Regions from separate parts of the Homo sapiens genome. Here region 2 is linked to region 1. A link is an interaction called in ENCODE POLR2A ChIA-PET data of the cell type or tissue named here. Cell type or tissue: OCI-LY7. All regions are shown on one strand. Links, peaks and the distances in the headings refer to the core of each region. The heading gives the core; the rest is flanking DNA.

Region 1 (2,803 bases), core at 232-2,731:
GCAGTCCTCCCACCTCAGCTTTGCAAAGTGCTGAGATTACAGGCTTGAGGTACTGGGGAGGCCACAAAATATATTTTTGGCCGAGCACAACAGCTCATGCCTGTAATCTCAGCACTTTGAGAGGCCGAGGCCAGGGGTGGGTCACTAGAGGTCAGGAGTTTGACACCAGCCTGGCCAACATGGCGAAACCCTGTCTCTACCAAAAATACAAACATTAGTTGGGCATGGTGGCAGGCGCCTGTAATCCCAGCTACTCGGGAGGCTGAGGCACGAGAATAACTTGAACCCAGGAGGAGAAGTTGCAGTTAGCAGAGACTGTGCCACTGCACTCCAGCCTGGGAGACAGAGCCAGACTCTGTCTCAAAAAATAACAGTAATAATATTAAAAAGAAGAGATAGCTCATGCCTATAACCCTAGTGCTTTGGGCATTCCCACATCCACCACTTTGGGTTTAATAAATTTGCTGGAGCAGCTCACAAAACTCAAAGAAACATTACAAAATATATGGTATGGGGGAAGGGGTGTGGAGCTTCCATGCCCTCCCTGGGCAAGCCACCCTCCAGGAACCTCCAAGTATTAGCTATCTGAAAACTCTGTGAACCCAGTCCTCCTGGGTTTTTATGGACAATTATTTGGAAATGTGATTGGCCTCTCTGGAATGAGGGTCTTATGACCCACAATCAGAAAGGCAGGGGAATAGTATTGAGTCCTGCCTTGGGTCAAGTGAAAGGAGTAGAGGAGAAGGTCAAAGAGGCCTGAGGCCTGCAAGAAGCCTAACACACCTAACATTATAACAAAAGACTGTAACAAGGCCTATGGGGAGTTATCAGCCAGGAACCTGGACGAAAATGGGTACAAGAATATCATAACACCACAGTATGTAAGTGGAAAGGGACTCTAAGTGAAAATCCCTTTCAGTTATATCATCGAAAAGCTTCATATTCCACCTTTGGAGCTGTTTTACAAACACCTTATTCTGAAATTGGCAATTAAAGGAAATAATTAAGCATTTATCATTTCCAGTAGGAACTATATTTTGCATGTGATCCTAGCTAAAAGGCTGAGAAGCGATGGAACTGTATTTCAAAATAGTCAAATAACCTGTAGTTGATGGAGAAAGCTCTTTAAAAAGAAAAGAAAAGAAAAAAAAACACTATTGAGCAGAGAGAGGAAGTGGGCAAGAAACAAAACAAAGAAAAACGAAACTATTTACTAGAAGATTGCCAGCTGGTGAATATAGGGACAAGATAGAGTTGGAAAGTCCACATTTTGAATAGCATGGCTGATTCAGGCAAAGATTTTTCAATGGATGCCGAACCCACTGAATGGTTGATGGGCAAATGGATATTCAGGTGGTGTGGAGGTATCTCTCTGCTTGCTGGTCAAAAGGAAGAAATGCACATGTGCAGATGTGCACATGTTTAAAGCAAAAGCTCAAGCTGTATACGTTGAAAAAAAAAAAACTACCACTGTGAGACAATTACCTTCTTGGCTTGGCCTGGTGCATCGTGAAATCATTAATATAAACTGTTCAGTGTATCTGTTTTTACTTTCATGCAAGAGTTTGTACAATATCAGCACTTCAGTTCTTGGTTAAAACAAGTAATTTTTGAGTGACTGGAGACTAAACTTAGGTCTGCTCATTTGAGCTCTTTATCTGTAATGCCAGTGGCTTGCTGGGAGGCACAGGAGCCTAATGGTTAAGAGTGTTAATCTACCCAAGTTTAATCCCCAGTTCTGCTTTGTGCCAGCTGTCTGACTCACCTGGGCAAGTTGCTTTACTACTCTCCGCCTCAGCTTTAAAAATCTATAAAATGGCTGGGTGCGGTAGCTCATGCCTGTAATTCCAGCACTTTGGGAGGCTGAGGCGGGCAGATCACGAGATCAGGAGATCGAGACCATCCTGACTAGCACGGTGAAACCCCATCTCTCCTAAAAATACAAAACATTAGCCGGGCGTGGCCAGGCGTGGTGGCTCACGCCTGTAATCCCAGCACTTTGGGAGGCCAAGGCGGGCGGATCACGAGGTCAAGAGATCAAGACCATCCTGGCTAACACGGTGAAACCCCGTCTCTACTAAAAATACAAAAAATTAGCTGGGCGTGGTGGCGGGCGCCTGTAGTCCCAGCTACTCGGGAAGCTGAGGCAGGAGAATGGCATGAACCTAGGAGGCAGAGCTTTTGGTGAGCCGAGATCATGCCACTGCATTCCATCCTGGGCGACAGTGCAAGACTCTGTCTAAAAAAAAAAAAAAATAGCCAGGCGTGGTGGCAGGCACCTGTAGTCCCAGCTACTCGGGAGGCTGAGGCAGGAGCATGGTGTGAACCCGGGTGTCGGAGCTTGCAGTGAGCCATGATCACAGTGAACCACTGCACTCCAGCCTGGGCAACAGAGCAAGACTCCAACTCAAAAAAAAAAAAATCTATAAAATGGAGGCAATTGTGCCACTTGGTACACACCTGTAGTCCCAGCTACTTGGGAGGCTGAAGCAAGAGGATCAGTTGAGCCCAGGAGTTCCATGCTTCAGTTTGCTATGATTGCACCTGTGAATAGCCACCACACTCCAGACTGGGCAACATAGAAAGACCCCATCTCTAAATAAATAAATAAATGGAAAAAAAATGGAGGCAATAATATTATCTAATCTTTAGGTTGTTGTAATACATAAGACAAACTATTTAGAATACGTAGCCCAGGCCAGGGGCAGTGGCTCATGCCTGCAATCCCAGCACTTTGGGAGGCAGAGGCGGGTGGATCACCTGAGGTCAGGAGTTCAAGACCAGCCTGGCCAACATGGCGAAA
Region 2 (2,803 bases), core at 73-2,572, 170 kb after region 1:
TGGTAGAATGGCTTGAGCCCAGGAAGTGGAGGTTGCAGTGAGCTGAGATCACACTGCTGCACACCAGCCTGGGTGACAGAGCAAGACTCTGTCTTAAAAAAAAAAAACAAAAAAACCAAAAAACCTAGAACTAGCTTCCTTTGCCCTGTAGAACAAAAAAATAGTGTGACTCCTTTTTAACCTTTTATTGTTCATCACAGATCCTGAGCAGTGAGTTCAAAGGTAAGACATGGCCCCTTCCCTTATGAGGTTTATGGGATAGTGCAGCTCTGTGTTAGAGCCACATTGAAGGAGTAACCCATTTCCAGAGAGATTTTCAGGATATATATTGGTACACAGACTATAATGCCCGACATTGTTGTTCCATCTTCTGAAACACATAAGGCAAATGTAACAGTCAAATAAAAAAGATTTGGAATCTAAGATCGTATGTATGATAAATTACCTGCCAGCTTAAGCATGGAAGTCAGTGTGACTCTGAAAACTAGATTACTGTGACACACCTGACAATCACATCACTATGGTTAATAATCACTAGTCTAGTGGGAAAATAAAGATCAGGAAAGAGATTATAAAGTGACATTGCTTTCATTTCCAAGAATGGGTATTAGGGAGATGACGAGAGAGGTACTTTACCCAGTTTTGAGGGCGTGACTAGAGCATAGGTGTGGGAAGTATGTTGGATATATGGAAGAGAGAAGTAGTACCAGGTAACTGACAACCTCTTATGCCATGTTGAAGTTTGGACAAGTTATACTGGCAATTTGAAACCACAGAAGGGTAGTAACTGCTGGCAGGAGGATATAGTCATGGAGTGTTAGGCTACAGGCAAGCATGCTAATCAGACTTGGTTCAGATAGCCCAGGAGTGATGGGACTTGAGCAGTGGGTATGCAGAATAAGCAGTCAGCAGAAGGCTTATCTGCAGAACATAAATTATCTACCTCACGCCCATAGTGGTATCAACTAAAATACAGCCAGTTTTGTGAGGGAGGTGGGGATATATCTGGTATGTGGCTGAGAAAATCTGATCACGTTGCAGGTCAAAGACAGTTTTTTAAACTGTCTTTATTGCAGTGATCTCTATATGTGTCAATAAACTAGGCTACTAGATTGAAGAGAAGCATGAAGAAACTTGTCATGATGGTGATAGTTTAGTGAGTGTATACATAATGTCAAAGTGAATCAAATTTCTTGCAGTTTATTCTGTATTTCAATGATACTGTTACTGAACCAAACTGGTTCTGTTTGTCCATGTGCAATGGAAAGCAAACACCAAAGCATAGGTTCTTTTGTAAAGAGAAAAGTTCGTGGTAAGACTGTCAAGCAAGGAGACAGTCAGGTTCAAATCTGTCTCCCCCAGCTGGGGGCTGGGACATATTTTATAGACAGAGGGTAATGAGGTATGATCTGATTGAATCTTACAATGATGTGATGCCAGGAGGTGTGATCTGACTGGATCATACCAGGAGGTGACACCAGGGCTCAATCTGATTGGATCATGGATCATGTCATGTGGTGTCCACTTCTTAATTTGGTCCTGTCTCGGTCCAGGCACTTAGGTTCTGCTTGTGGTTGCATGCGTGGTTCATCTGGACAGGCTCAGGTTACAGAACTTGCAACCTGGGGATCCATGGCAACTGAAGAACAAATCACCATTTTGTCACACAAAGCTGAACCAGACTAGGCCGGTTCTGTGGATGATGCTTGGCCAAAAGGCCAAGAAGTGATCAATAATACTTCAGAGTTTAAAAGGCAAAACTAGGCCATTACCTGGTAAAGTTGCTTTTAGTATTTTTTTAACAGCTTTATTGAGATATAATTCACATACTATGCAATTCACCATTTAAAGTGTACAATTATTTTTTTTTAAGTTTTTTTTTCTTTTTTTTTTGAGACAAAGTTTTGCTCTCGTGGCCCAGGCTGGAGTGCAATGGCGCCATCTCAGCTCACCACAACCTCTGCCTCCTGGGTTCAAGTGATTCTCCTGCCTCAGCGTCCCGAGTAGCTGGGATTACAGGCAAGCGCGACCACGCCCGGCTAATTTTGTATTTTTAGTAGGTGCGAGGTTTCTCCATGTTGGTCAGGCTGGTCTCAAACTCCTGACCTCAGGTGATCCGCCCGCTTTGGCCTTCCAAAGTGCTGGGATTACAGGTGTGAGCCACCGCGCCCGGCCTAGTATGTTAATAGATACGTGCAACCATCACCACATTTTTAGGACACCTTCATCACCTCAAAAAGAAACATTTAACTGTCACCCTCCACTTTCACTTTCCTCAGCCCATAGAAACCACTAATCTACTTTCTGTCTATCGTAGAGTTCCCTATTCTGGACATTTCATACAAACAAAAATCATATAATAAGTAGTTTTTTGTGACTGTTTTCATTTAGCATAATGCCTTCTTTTCTTTCTTTCTTTCTTTCTTTCTTTCTTTCTTTCTTTCTTTTTTTCTTTCTTTCTTTTCTTTCTCTCTCTCTTTCTCTCTTTCTGTCTTCGCTATACTAACAAGGTAACCATAATACTTTCAAGGTCTGTCTGTTGCAGCATGTATAAGTACCTCCCTTTTATGGTTGAATAATATTCCATTGTACAAATATACCACATTTTGTTTCCATTCATCAGTCAGTAAGCATTCATTCGGGTTGTTTCTACTTCAGACTATTATGAGTGATCTTAATTTTGTACCATTACATTCAGGAAGTGATAATCTTTGCATTTTTCATGTGATTCTTTCTGTACTGTTTATACATTTGAATGAACTTTGTTTTTTTGTTTTTTTTTGTTTTTAAATAGATGGAGTCT

What was found. ChIA-PET counts read pairs that join two places held together with the same protein. Peaks named below come from ENCODE experiments on the same cell type or tissue, not always from the same donor. Only the 100,000 strongest peaks of a DNase experiment are listed, where the experiment ranks them.
Region 2: POLR2A ChIA-PET joins it to region 1 with 5 read pairs; 5 of 35 experiments call an interaction of 5 or more read pairs at or near these places.

Annotation. Positions count from the first base shown.
Region 1 is chr7:23,538,213-23,541,015 of GRCh38, reverse strand. No RefSeq gene overlaps it. Among named protein-coding and RNA genes, the nearest start is that of TRA2A, 7.6 kb to the right of the region's middle. RefSeq lists an enhancer at 1,112-1,301. In OCI-LY7, for the core only: a CTCF peak has its summit at 1,179; a DNase peak (open chromatin) is centred at 1,275; H3K4me3 peaks cover 878 bases; H3K27ac peaks cover 1,369 bases.
Region 2 is chr7:23,367,988-23,370,790 of GRCh38, reverse strand. The region is part of intron 3 of IGF2BP3 (insulin like growth factor 2 mRNA binding protein 3); the gene reads left to right. Among named protein-coding and RNA genes, the nearest start is that of SNORD65C, 27 kb to the left of the region's middle. In OCI-LY7, for the core only: a CTCF peak has its summit at 1,196; DNase peaks (open chromatin) are centred at 1,440 and 2,240; H3K4me3 peaks cover 2,083 bases; H3K27ac peaks cover 2,500 bases.